Linked DNA regions of Mus musculus: all the other regions are linked to region 2. Evidence: chromatin contacts called from ENCODE Hi-C or POLR2A ChIA-PET data. All regions are on one chromosome and are shown on one strand. The core of a region is the stretch at or near the end of the contact, and the rest is flanking DNA. Distances in the headings are between cores, read along the strand shown. Region 1 holds the start of Plxnb2 (plexin B2). Region 2 holds the start of Sco2 (SCO2 cytochrome c oxidase assembly protein). Region 3 holds the start of Ppp6r2 (protein phosphatase 6, regulatory subunit 2).

What was found. A loop is a pair of places that touch in the nucleus more often than their neighbours do. ChIA-PET counts read pairs that join two places held with the same protein, here RNA polymerase II (POLR2A).
Region 1: POLR2A ChIA-PET joins it to region 2 with 10 read pairs in Patski. The contact joins the promoter of Plxnb2 here to the promoter of Sco2 in region 2. POLR2A ChIA-PET finds 5 or more read pairs at or near these places in 2 of 5 experiments (Patski and embryonic stem cell).
Region 3: a map of v-Abl transformed pro-B cells shows a loop between it and region 2 (3-fold over the local background). The contact joins the promoter of Ppp6r2 here to the promoter of Sco2 in region 2. A Hi-C loop is called at or near these places in 1 of 37 maps with a recorded cell type or tissue (v-Abl transformed pro-B cells). POLR2A ChIA-PET finds 5 or more read pairs at or near these places in 2 of 5 experiments (Patski and embryonic stem cell).

Annotation. Positions count from the first base shown.
Region 1 is chr15:89,178,052-89,182,142 of GRCm38, reverse strand. It overlaps Plxnb2 (plexin B2), which reads left to right and starts at 1,355. Exons shown (of 38, transcript NM_138749.3): 1 at 1,355-1,478.
Region 2 is chr15:89,371,800-89,375,737 of GRCm38, reverse strand. Sco2 (SCO2 cytochrome c oxidase assembly protein) reads left to right here and starts at 1,847. Exons shown (of 3, transcript NM_001111288.2): 1 at 1,847-2,055; 2 at 2,136-2,315; 3 at 3,273-3,938. The coding sequence starts at 3,289. It overlaps Ncaph2 (non-SMC condensin II complex, subunit H2), which reads right to left. Exons shown (of 20, transcript NM_001115132.2): 20 at 2,888-3,938. It overlaps Tymp (thymidine phosphorylase), which reads left to right. Exons shown (of 11, transcript NM_138302.2): 4 at 138-236; 5 at 613-742; 6 at 863-981; 7 at 1,325-1,487; 8 at 1,576-1,806; 9 at 1,915-2,055; 10 at 2,136-2,315; 11 at 3,273-3,938. The coding sequence ends at 2,293.
Region 3 is chr15:89,209,391-89,213,657 of GRCm38, reverse strand. Ppp6r2 (protein phosphatase 6, regulatory subunit 2) reads right to left here and starts at 2,099. Exons shown (of 25, transcript NM_026813.2): 1 at 1,879-2,099.

The DNA of each region.
Region 1 (4,091 bases), core at 106-2,605, 190 kb after region 2:
GTGTTGGGGGCCGTAGTGTTGAAATCACTGAATATTTTGGAGTCTCTTGTATGTGGGGGGAGGGGGCGGGGTTGCTGGTGGAGGGGAGAAGGTGATTCAACCAAGCCTGGCTGCTTGAGATGGGGCAAGTTCAACTTCCTTAAAGAAACAGTGAAGTCCTCAGATTTGTGAAGTTTTCAGGTTGGGGAAGACATAAGAATTGGGGCAGATCTCCAAAGCTGGGGAGATGTTGTTCCAAGCTGGCTCAGTCAGTCACGGGCACCCCAAAAGGCTCTCCACAGAGATGCCAGAGGAAATAGGAGGAAGTAGGCAGACGGTATTCAAGGAGGGCAAATCTGGAGGCTGGCGAGATGGCTCAGGGGGTAAGAGACTGCTCTTCCACAGGTCCCGAGTTCAAATTCCAGCAACCACATGGTGGCTCACAACCACCCGTAGTGAGATCTGACGCCCTCTTGTGGTGTGTCAGAAGACCGATACAGTGTACTTATGTATAATAATAAATCTTTGGGCCTGAGCGAGCAGAGATCCTAAGAATTCAATTCATAACAACCACATGAAGGCTCACAGCTAGAGTGTACTCACATACATAAAATGAATAAATAAATACATCTTTAGTTTTTTTTGTTTTAAAAAGGAGAGCAAATCTGGGGTGGAAGAGACAGCTATTCCAGGGTAGACATGAATGAGCTGGGGTTTGGGGACTAGTTCCAAACCTTGTCCTGAGATCGCCACCACAACTTCAAGGCCTGAAGTAGGAACCCTACGGTACTGTCCTACCCTATAGACATTTTGGGGGTCGGTAAGGCCAAGGGGCCGGGAAGGAGAGTAGAACATTCCATAAGGAGAACAGAGCGGCTAGGATTTGGAAGAAAGAATCAAGGTTCAGCAGCCCTCACCCTCGGGAACGGGATGAGCGCGTGGTCCCGCCTGTTGCCAATGGTGGTGCGGTTCCTTGCGCCCCGCCCATCTCCAAGAAGACACTTGAGGCCTCGATCTGGCCCAGGCGAAGCCACCCACTGGTGCCGGGCCGCGTGCGCCATTCAGTTCGGCCTGGGGCACTCCCGGGGTTGTGCCCAGCCTGAGCGAACTCCTCTGATGACGGGGCAGTGGGAGGTGCGGGGGAACTGGTGCCAGGAGACGAGACTGCAGCAGGCAGGGAGCGCGGATTGCTACTGGGCGCGAATCTCCAAGCAAAGCGGTGTGCATAAGTGGCTCTGAGCCGAGGGAAACGCGGGGTACGCTAGGGACGCCAGCCGCCCCTCCTTCCCACCCTCTACCCCTTAGTCTCGTCCCTCCCTCTCGCCCGCCCCTGTCCTCCCCGCCCTCCTTCTCCCCTGGCGGGGGCGGGGCCGGCGGCTCCCGCGCGCTCCGGCCCCTCCTCGGCCACACAAAGGCCCGTCTCCATGGCAGCCGCGCGGGCCGGAGCGCAACGCAGAGCGCGGCCCCGGCGCCATCGAACGACGGCTGCGGAGGAGCAGGTACGGCACTCGGGGACGGGAACTGTGGGGGCGTCGCGCAGGCCCAGGCTTCGCCGTCTCCGCCACTCGGCCTCGGCCTGCGCCCCCGGACGCGGGGGTCTTAGGGCAGTGCCGCTGCGCGGAGGGCGACGCGGGCCTGCGTCTTTGCCCCGCGTCTGTCTGTCTTTCCAATCGGCTGGGCCTGGCTGTTCCTGCCTCCCCGATTGGCGACGAGGCCCTCAGCGCTGGGATGCTGGGAGACTGTCCTGGCAGGCAGGGTTCCCACGACCCGGTGGAGCTGCACCCGACCCGGTGTAGTTTCAAACCCTCCTTCACGGCCGGCGTCCCTACCGAATCGATGGACCAGAGCAAGTCATCTCTGTCGTGCTGGACCTCCAGGCCCCAGTTCTCAAGCTAAGCTTGCTCAGACGCTGGGCTCTGCTGGGGCTTTTTACAGGGGTGCTCAACCAAAGCAGTGCCCACACCTTCTGGGACAGGGAACAAGAGCCAGAGAGAACTAACACTCAGTAGTAGTACCTGGTGAGGCCCCACGCCTCCCGGCAAGATCTCCGCAAGTTTCTAGTGTAGTTCGTTGTTGTGGTGTTTGGAGAGACACTTAGGATTCAGAGGGCTTAGAACTTGTGGGTGCTTTTACACAGTCCAGTCCTTCACTTCCATATACCTTCTTAAGGGAGATTCATTGCTTCCTCTGTTTCCTGCTGTGTGGCAGGTTTGTGTGTGGGTGGGTCCTTTCTATCTGGGGTCTTCTGAGCCTAAGAATCCTAGAGTTTCTGGCCACGTCACTTAATTCCTTTTTCTAGTTCCTTGGAGAAGGCAGGAAGGGAGATCGGATTATGGCCACCATGGTGGTGGTGGTCAGAACTGTAGCTGAAGCCAGGTCCCAAAGCCAGTGTCACGTTCTGATGAACGGAGGCCCTCGGGGGCCCTCATTTGCCTTGGGGAGTGCCCCCCTCTAACGTCTCTCTTCAATTTGTATTGATGATTTTAAAGCTGAATTTCTCAGACTGCTCACAAACACCTAGAGGGTGGGAGCTGTCAGCCTGATCCCACACCCGGATGCTGTCTTGGAACATAGGGAATGTCATCAGAAAGTTGGACTGTCGCTAGCATGAGTCCTTGCTCTTTGGTCAGGAGGTGAAGTTCCTAGGAAGGTAGAGCCAACGCGTGAGTTGTTTTGTGGAATGTGCCAAACCTTATTGTGTTGTATGGAAATTGCTCGAGAAGACTAATCACCAGGTAGACTACAGAGCCTCGGCCACCTAGTCGCTCACACCCTCCCATGGAAGTGGGGAGGCCTGAGGACTGGCCAGAGGTTTCTAGCCCCAGGATCTGAGGGAAGTTACTTAGAAAAACAAGAGTTTGGAATGTGAGTTCCCCCCTCCCCCACGGGCTGCCTGCCAAGGAGGAATTATTTTGGATTATCCAGCCGAGTCCAGCGAGTCCAGCTACCCAAAGAGCAGGCTGAAGCAGAAGGGGAGGCTGAAGCAGCCATGGGAGAGGGACCCACTTCCGGGCTGAGTTGAGAACCCCAGGAGGGCGGGGTTGAGAACTCCAGGAGGGCGGGGCTGGCAAGTCCAGGCAGCTCCACCACCTCGCTCCCATGGCTGCTCAGACCAGTCAGGGGCGGTGTAGGAGGGCATGTGTCACCTTGGGTTGGAGAAGGACCTCAAGGTCGGCTCCTTTGTTGGCCCTGCCCAACCTGGAATATGCCCAGGCTCCTCTGACAAAGCTCGTGGGGGAGGAAGTATTTTAGATCTCTCTGGACGACTCGGTTCACTTCCCAAAGTCATTCCTACTATGTTTAAGGATACCTTGGATGGGTCACACTCCTGGCAGAGACCCCTTAGGAAGCACATCCCTGAGGGCTTACTGGGGCTGAACCGCAGGCTACCTTCTTGCCTTCTCACTGACCAGAGTCTCGCTGAGGGGCTGCCCCCCTCCCTCCTCATTGGGATGCGATACTGGTCAGGACATCCTACAGGTGGACAAATAAGGTGTTCTACCAGAAGCCGTTGGGGTGTTCCTGGGTTGGCTCCAGGGGCTTATGGCTTATCCAGGAGCTTGCGTGGAGAGCACACTGGGAGGGAGAGCCCACAGCTGATGCCCAAGAGCAAGAAGCCTAGGGACTTGGCCCTGGCCCCTGCTAGTGGAGCAGAAGAGATTGGATTGGAAGGGATTGAGCTGGGCTGGGCTGGCAGCCCACAGTGGCGTCCATATGTCACATGTCCCCCCTACCAGATCTGTAGCTATTCTAGAACATCCCCATGTAATGTCTTCTGCCCAGTACCTCTCCTAATGGTTAGTGCTAATGGTTCTTCAGGGATGTTGGACCCTTGCCTGGGGGTCATTGGTGGAAGGATCTTCTAGCACTATCCCTTGCTTGTCACTACGTGCATATCTCTGTCACAGAGGACTGTCACCCTGCCATCGGACACTCCTTACATCCCCTCCAACCCTCTTGTTGCTTCCTGTGTCCAGCCTTGTTCTTGATATTCAGGGAGGAAGTGTTTTGTCCCTATCGAGGGCCTCTTGTAAAAGGATTGGCTTGGTGAGGACAAGGAGGAAAGTTGATTGGAACTCCAACCAAGGCTTGGTAGTCCAGGCTCTGGCTAG
Region 2 (3,938 bases), core at 598-3,097:
AAAAAAAAAAAAGACTCTAAAATATAACTGCTTTTTTAAAAGTAATTTCATATGAGGATAGGATAGGTTCTTAGTAGAGGATAGGTAAAATGAGGTTAAGGGCCTGCGTGGGGGCAGTCAGCATCCCTCTCCACCAGGTGCCAATGATCAGCGGCCGCAGTCTGGGACACACAGGGGGCACACTGGATAAGCTGGAATCGATTCCTGGGTTCGGTGTCACCCAGAGCCCAGAGCAGGTACAGGTGGGCCACTAACTGATCAATGATCTGGGTTGAGGGAGTCACTGGCCCGAATCACAGGATGATCAATGGACAGGTTATTTATCTGGGTCACTAATGAGAGAGAACATTGACTATTCAAAAGGTCATTGGTTGTAAATAGGCCTGGAGTCATCGAGAGAACTTTGATCGGGATCGTTACTTGGGAACAGGGAGAAGCCACTGATTAGCTGGTACGCATTAATGTGTCTGTCATAACTAATCGGGATCCTTGGTAGGTTAGCCATCAGAACCATACTGACTCTCGCTGGCCATGTTTTGAACTTCTGTTGGGTCAGTGGTCAGGGCCAGTGGGTGGGTCCGTCCCTAGAAGTTAATGAAGGTGTCTGAGCAGATGCTGCACATCCTTGAGGAAGTCGGCTGCTGCATTGTCGGCCAGAGTGCAAAGCTGGTTCCTGCTGATGGGATCCTGTATGCTGCACGAGATGTGACAGCCACTGTGGACAGTGTCCCACTCATTACAGGTGACCTGAAACGGGGTACCCTGACTGACAGACAGTCCGCTAGGCACTGCCGCTTTTCTCAGAGAGGCAACTCTTCCTGTGCCCAAGTATACCCTGGGATGATGTTTCTGGTCTTCGCAGCTTCAATCCTCAGTAAGAAGGCCGTGGAGGGACTGTCCACTCTGGTGGTAGATGTTAAGTTTGGGGGAGCTGCAGTCTTCCCAGACCAGGAGAAGGCCCGAGAACTGGCAAAGATGTTGGTGAGCCGTGCTAGGCCACAGTGCCCTTTCTATGAAGGGACATGAGCCTCACATTCCGTCCTATCCCTGCCTCTGCCCACTCAACAGTCCTGGAAGAATAAAACGGCAATTCCTCTTTCCAGCCCTCCTACCCTATCCAATCAAAGCTGTCCTGACTGCGGACCTGGGGAAATCCTCCACAGAACCCCCGCCACTTAGGGCAACCAACCAGAACACCCCCATCCCCTCTGAGGCCTGGCAGTGTTGGTTTCTGATCTCTAACCTAAGCCTTTACTGACACCTTAACCCAGGGACAGCAGGTATGGGATTTGATAATGCCGGATACTGAATAATGCCTCCCCAGGTTAGAGTGGGAGTGAGCCTGGGGCTGAAGGTCGCCGCAGCCCTGACCGCCATGGATAACCCTCTGGGCCGCAGCGTGGGCCATACCCTGGAGGTGGAAGAAGCGTTGCTTTGCCTGGATGGTGCGGGGCCGCCGGATCTGCGGGACCTGGTCATTAGGCTAGGTGAGAGGGCTGGAGTTAAGACCACCAGTTTGTATGCCAGGAGCTCTCAATCCCTGCAGCTTCTGAGCTCCACCCCGCCCGCCAGCAGGAGGCGCCATTCTTTGGATTAGCGGACAGGCGGAAACACAAGACCAAGGCGCCGCCCGAGTGGCCGCGGCGTTGGATGACGGCTCCGCGCGGCGCCGCTTCCAGCTGATGCTTTCGGCGCAGGGCGTGGACCCCGGCCTAGCTAAAGCATTGTGCTCCGGGAGCCCCACGCAACGCCGGCAGCTGCTGCCTCACGCCCGAGAGCAAGAGGAGCTGCTCGCACCGGCAGACGGTGAGACCGGATATCAACGGCACCAGATCCCACCCACTTCCTCTCCCGATCTTTCCTGGTCCTGGCACGTGCCTCCAGTAGGTTCTCAGTGTCCACCCTCTCCCTTAGGCATTGTTGAGTGCGTCCGAGCGCTGCCGCTGGCCCGTGTGCTGCACGACCTCGGAGCCGGACGCAGCCGAGCGGGGCAGCCGATCAGACCGGGAGTGGGTGCCGAGGTACTGGTCGACGTGGGCCAGTGTTTGTCCCGAGGTAAGCGCTGTCTGGAATCCATAAACAACCCTTCCGGTCGCCCGCTGTGACCTAGGTAACCGCCTCTGTCGCTCGCGCAGGGACACCCTGGCTCCGCGTGCACCTAGACGGCCCTGCGCTCAGCAGTCAGCAGCGACGCACTCTCCAGGGGGCGCTCGTGCTATCAGATCGAGCACCCTTCAAGGTCCCTTCACCCTTCGCTGAACTTGTCCTCCCACCGACCATCGCACAGCCCTAAGTCTCGAACCCAGCTCAGCCAGGTGAGTTCAGTTGGGCAAGTCCTCCCCCAAGGGGTGGGACTGGGTGAGGACGCTGTTAACATGTGGCCTCATACTCTGCTGCTACTGCTTCATCTAGCTTATCACATGAGCTAGAGACCTTCTGAGGCCCAGAAAATGGACATATTGGGAATATTTGCCAGTCCCATCTTCTCGGACTGGTCCTAGCTCAGGGCTGATGGTGCCCTGGACGTATCCTCCATCTCATAAGAGATCCAGGTTGTAGCCACACGGGGGCAACATACTGGGGGAGCCCAGTAGGCTGGATGCCAGTGGCTCTAAATGCTAGTTGTAACAACCTTCCCTGGGGAGAGGGGGGGGGGGGAGGATGAAGGGAGATGGCAGGGCTGAGGGACTGCAGAGGGGCAGGGTACGGCATCCAGTTAAGTGCAGAGGAGTCTGCCTGCCCAGGAAGGTGAAGGTCAGACAGTTCAAGGCACAGTGGGCTGAGCTGTGTTACATTACAGAAAACAAGCTGGAGGCACTTGTTTTCTGCTGAGCCCCAGATTACCCTGAAGTGACCCTAAAGCTAGAAAGGATCACCTCTTAAAGGTGGTCAGCCAGAGGATCAACAGCCTCCCTATAAAGAACAATTTATTGTAAATAGACACATGCATCCCAGTGCCCAGGCAAAGCATATTCGCGGTGCTTCCAAGAATCCACAGGGAGGCTTGGCAGTTGTGGCGTGGGTTCTCCAGAGGTTGGGGTCATGAGGCTGAGACTCCCTGGTTAAAGACGTAGGTTAGAGCAAACCAGCTATGGACTTTTGGTGTTGCCTGGACTGCATGCAGCTTACGGCAGAGCAGTTCTGAGTTGAGACGAGCCGGTGCAGGCAGCTAGATAACCTGCTTGAATGTGGGGCAGATGCTTGTCCAGCAGCGGAGGCCTAGACATCTTGTCCATTCTTTTCTGACTTTTGCCACCTTTGTTCTTTTCCAGGAGCTTCAGGTCCACGATGCTACTGGCTCTAGGGCCCAAAGCTTGGCCCAAGCTCTCTCAGTTCAAACCCCTCCTCAGGATCTCAGGAGGTGAAACTCTGCATAGAAATTCCCGACACTGGGCAGGGCAGGGCCAGCGCCAAGGCCCTGGGCTAAGAACTAGACTGCTGATCACAGCCCTGTTTGGGGCTGGGCTAGGCTGGGCCTGGCTGGCCGCGAGGGCTGAGAAGGAACAGTGGCGCCAACAGCAGCGTACAGAGGCCCTGCGCCAGGCTGCTGTGGGCCAGGGTGACTTCAGCCTACTAGACCACAAAGGCCAGCCTCGATGCAAAGCCGACTTCCGAGGCCAGTGGGTGCTGATGTACTTCGGTTTTACTCACTGCCCTGATATTTGCCCCGATGAGCTGGAAAAGCTAGTGCAGGTGGTGCGGAAGCTAGAGGCGGAGCCTGACCTGCCCCTGGTGCAGCCTGTCTTCATCACTGTGGACCCAGAACGAGATGACGTGGCAGCCATGGCCCGCTATGTGCAAGAATTCCACCCAAGACTGTTAGGTCTGACCGGTTCTACAGAACAGGTGGCCCATGCTAGTCGCAACTACCGCGTATACTACAGCGCTGGGCCTAAGGATGAGGACCAGGACTACATTGTGGACCACTCCATTGCCAT
Region 3 (4,267 bases), core at 850-3,349, 160 kb after region 2:
CCTCCCGATGTCCGTGTTGAAAGGCTCTGGCCTGCTCTCCCACCCTCCTCCTTAAAGCTAATTTCTTACTGGGCAATGGTAGCATACTTTAATCCCATCAGTTGGGAGGCAGAGGCCAGGTGGATCTCTGTGAGTCTGAGGCCAGCCTGGTCTAGGTCTACAGAGCTAGTTCTAGGACAGCCAGGACTACGCAAAGAAACCCTGTCTAGAAAAAAAACAAACAAAAGATAGCCTCTTTTTTTTTTTTTTTTTTTTTTTTTGTTTGTTTGTTTGTTTGTTTTTCGAGACAGGGTTTCTCTGTATAGCTCTGGCTGTCCTGGAACTCACTTTGTAGACCAGGCTGGCCTCGAACTCAGAAATCCGCCTGCCTCTGCCTCCCAAGTGCTGGGATTAAAGGCGTGCGCCACCACTGCCCGGCGATAGCCTCTTTTTTGCCTCCAAGAGCTTATTTAGCTCACATGAGAACCAGAGAGGTCAAAGGGCTGACCCAGAACATAAGAACATCAAGAGATGAACACATCAGACTTGGTTGGGAAAACTTTTAATCCCAGGCAAAGGTAGGCAAATCTCTGAGTTTCAGTCCAGCTTGCTCTACATAGATAGCCAAGACTCCATAGCAAGACCCTGTCTCAGAAAAACAGAAAGGGAGAGAGGCGTGAAGAGATAAGAATGAGGACTGAAGCTGGGTGACAGTAGCCCTCGCCTTTGATACCAGCACTAGGGAGGCAGAGGCAGGCGGATCTCTATGGAGTTTAAGGCCAGAGTTCCAGGACATCTATGGCTACACAGTAAAACAGTCCCGGAAAGGGGGGGGGGGGGATAGGGAATGGAATGAGATGGTAAGAAGCCAGCAAGCAGCATTGTCAGGTAGGACACAGATGAAGGTGTCAGTGAAAACCTGAAAACCTGTCTGGAATAAGGCCTAGGGACATGGTTGAGGATGGTGACAAATTGCGGGGAGGGGCTACAGCAGAAAGCGAGAATTGGGGAAAGTGACTGGACTGAGAGCTGATAGCGAACAGCAAGAGCTCCGTAATAGATTGGAAACAGCCTTCACTAAGTGAGTAGTCAGCTGTGAGGATACAAAGTAGCAGGTGAAGAAGTTCCAGAAAGAAGAGGCGCATGGGAGAAGCAAAAGATGATGGGGGGGGGGGGGGAGTGGGAGAAAGACAGTGGGTGATGATGACAACTGGGGAACGACCCGGAAGAGGAATGGGATGGAAATAAAGGACAATAACAAAGCGAGCGCTTGGCAGTGGGCACTGGTAGGAGGAGATGAGCGAGCGGGGAGGGAACGCTTGATAGGTGGAAAGGTCACCACCAGCGGGGCCCCTGATGAGGAGGGTGGAAAAAAAAAAAAAACCCAAAGATGAGATAGGGAACACTGACAACTCCCCAGGCCCTGTATCCAAGGTCCGCCCCACCTCTACAGCCACCGACAGAGGTGAGGGACCTTGATAGGAGCAGAGGTGGACAACTGGGAGGGAGAGAACCAGGCGGCCACTAAGAGGCTGAGACTAATTCTGAGAGTGGGGAAAAACTGACCACTGACAGGCCAGGAGCTGGGATAGTAGCTAAAAGGGATGTTGACTGTCAAGAAGGGTGAGCGCTGAGGGAAGGGAAGGGATGGATGGATGGATGGATGGATGGATGAATGAATGACGGCAGTGGAGAGTGCTGGCTGACCGGGAAGCAGACTGATGGAGGCGCTGACCCCCTGACGAAGCGCAGGGTGACAAAGGCGCTGCTCTACTGACAGGGCGCTGACCGCACAAGCTGAGTGACAGCAGGACGCTGACGGCCCGAAGGCGGTGGGGGGTGGGGGTGTCCCTCCTGTCCCCGGGCCGCAGGAAGCGGTGGGCGCGCGGCCGCACTCACCTGCCCAGCAGGCTGGGGGTCGCAGCGACTCCTCCTCCGAGGGAGGCCCAAGCGAGGCCAGGACGCTCGCAGAGGTGAAGTGCGGACGGCCTGGAGCGGGCCGCACGCACATGGGCCCGACCCCGCGGCGCGGCGCCTTCGGACTCGGGCGCAGCCGGCGGGAGGCTCGGGACCCGCTCGGGACCGGCTCGGGGCCGCGGGCGAGATCGCTCCAAAATGGCGGCGGCGGCGGCGGGGGCGCGCGCGAGCGAGCGAGCGGGCCGGCGGGCGAGCGCGCGGACGGGGGAGGGGCGGGGGCGCGCCCCGGGGGCGGGGCCACCGGAGGAGGCACAGAGTGGCGGCCGCGGTCCAGGGTCTGTCTGGTGGAGTCGCGCTGGGGGAACGTCCTGAGGCGTCCCCGTGATCGAGCTGGCTGTGCTAAATAAATCCTCTGGGCACCTTCAAGTCCCCAGAGCGGTGCGCGCGCTCGTCTCCGCTACGTCCTGTTTCTGAACTGGACTGTCCGCTGATCTACTTGGTTTGTTTGTTTTTTTGGTTTTTTTTTTCCTTATTTATTTATTTATTTAATGTAAGTACACTGTAGCTGTCTTCAGATGCACCAGAAGAGGGCATCAGATTTCACTGCGGATGGCTGTGAGCCATCATGTGGTGGCTGGGATTTGAACTCAGGACCTTTGGAAGAGCAGTCAGTGCTCTTAACCGCTGAGCTAGCCCTTTTTACCTTTTTTTTTTTTTTTTTTTTTTTTTTTGGTTTTTCGAGATAGGGTTTCTCAGTGTAACAGAGCCCTGGCTGTCCCGGACTTGCTTTGTACACCAGGCTGGCCTCGAACTCACAAGAGATTCTCCTGTCTCTCTGCCTCTGCCTCTGTGTTGAGATCAAAGCCGTTTTGTTTTGTTTTGTTTTGTTGTTTAGTTTCGTTTTGTTTTGTTTTTTTTTTTTCTTTTCTTGGATACCGATCCTTGTTGTCCAGGGCTTGTGTACGTCACATACGTGGCCATCTAACATGGGTTGAAATGAGTTCAAATTAAATTAATCTCTAAAATGAGACTGATTTCCGGTGGCAGTGTGAGCCATGGGAAAATATCAAAAAAAAAAAAAAAGAAACATGTAAGGAATGTGTCAACACATGCTAGCTATGAACTCACTCACTCTCAGTGGCAAGTTCACTACCGCTGTGCGAAAGTATAAGCCGGCGTGGGTGGTTGCACTTGGGAGACCAAAGCAGGAGGAGTTTCAGGCAAGCAAAACATACTGGCGCACATCTTTAATACCAGAGGCAGGGGGGATCTCTGCCAGTTCGAGACTCGCCTACTCTACTCTACTCAGCGAGTTCCGGGTCAGCTAGGACTACAGAGTGTAAAAATGTCTAAGGGGGAGACATTTCTGGGCCCTTCCAAGATTTTTTTTTTCTTTGAAGTGGTGCTGCTGTGTTTCCCCCTTTTCTCAGCAGAGGGCGCCAAAGAGACACTGTTGGAGGAAAGGAAATCGATTTTTTTTGTTTTGTTTTCTTCCCCGGTTTGGAAAGCAAAATTGGAGGCGCCTGGGTTCGCGGTGTGGTCTCTTGCAGCACAGCTTTTCCCAGGCCATCCTGACTGAAGTGATACCCTGAATACAGAAGCCGAATGTGCTGCAGAACTGGGGCTTGTGCGGAGATACCAAACACAGGGGATGACCCACTAGTCCCATTACCGCAACAGCGAGCAGGTGCAAGCCTGGCCCTGACCTTTACACTATTTTTAAGTCCAGGCCAGAGTTCACGTATCAGAAGCAGCTCTGAGCACCCTCTTCCCAGACACACACACACACACACACACACACACACACACACACACACCACCATTTTTTGTGGGTACTGGTCTGACATATAAACTGAGGAAACAGAACCGATGAACTGAATCTCCATCCTTTAGCTCCCCCCCACACACACACACACTTTTTTTTCTTTCTTTCTTTTTTTTAAAAGATTTATTTATTATTATATGTAGCTGGCTTCAGATGCACCAGAAGAGGGTGTCAGATCTCCTTACAGGAGGTTGTGAGCCACCATGTGGTTGCTGGGATTTGAACTCAGGACCTTTGCAAGAGCAGTCAGTGCTCTTACCCGCTGACCCATCTCGCCAGCCTTTCTTTCTTTCTTTCTTTTTTCTTAATTTTGAGCTGGGCATTTAGTCCCAACATTTGGGAGATTGAGGCAGGAGAATCGGTAGTTTAAGATTAGCTTTGGCCACTTACTGAGTTCAAGGGCAGCCTGGGCTATTGAGACCTGTTTTTTTTTGGGGGGGTTTTTTTTTTTTTTGGTTTTTTGTTTTTTTTGGTTTTTTGTTTTTTGTTTTTTGTTTTTTGTTTTTTTTTTTTTTTGGTTTTTCAAGACAGGGATTCTCTTTATAG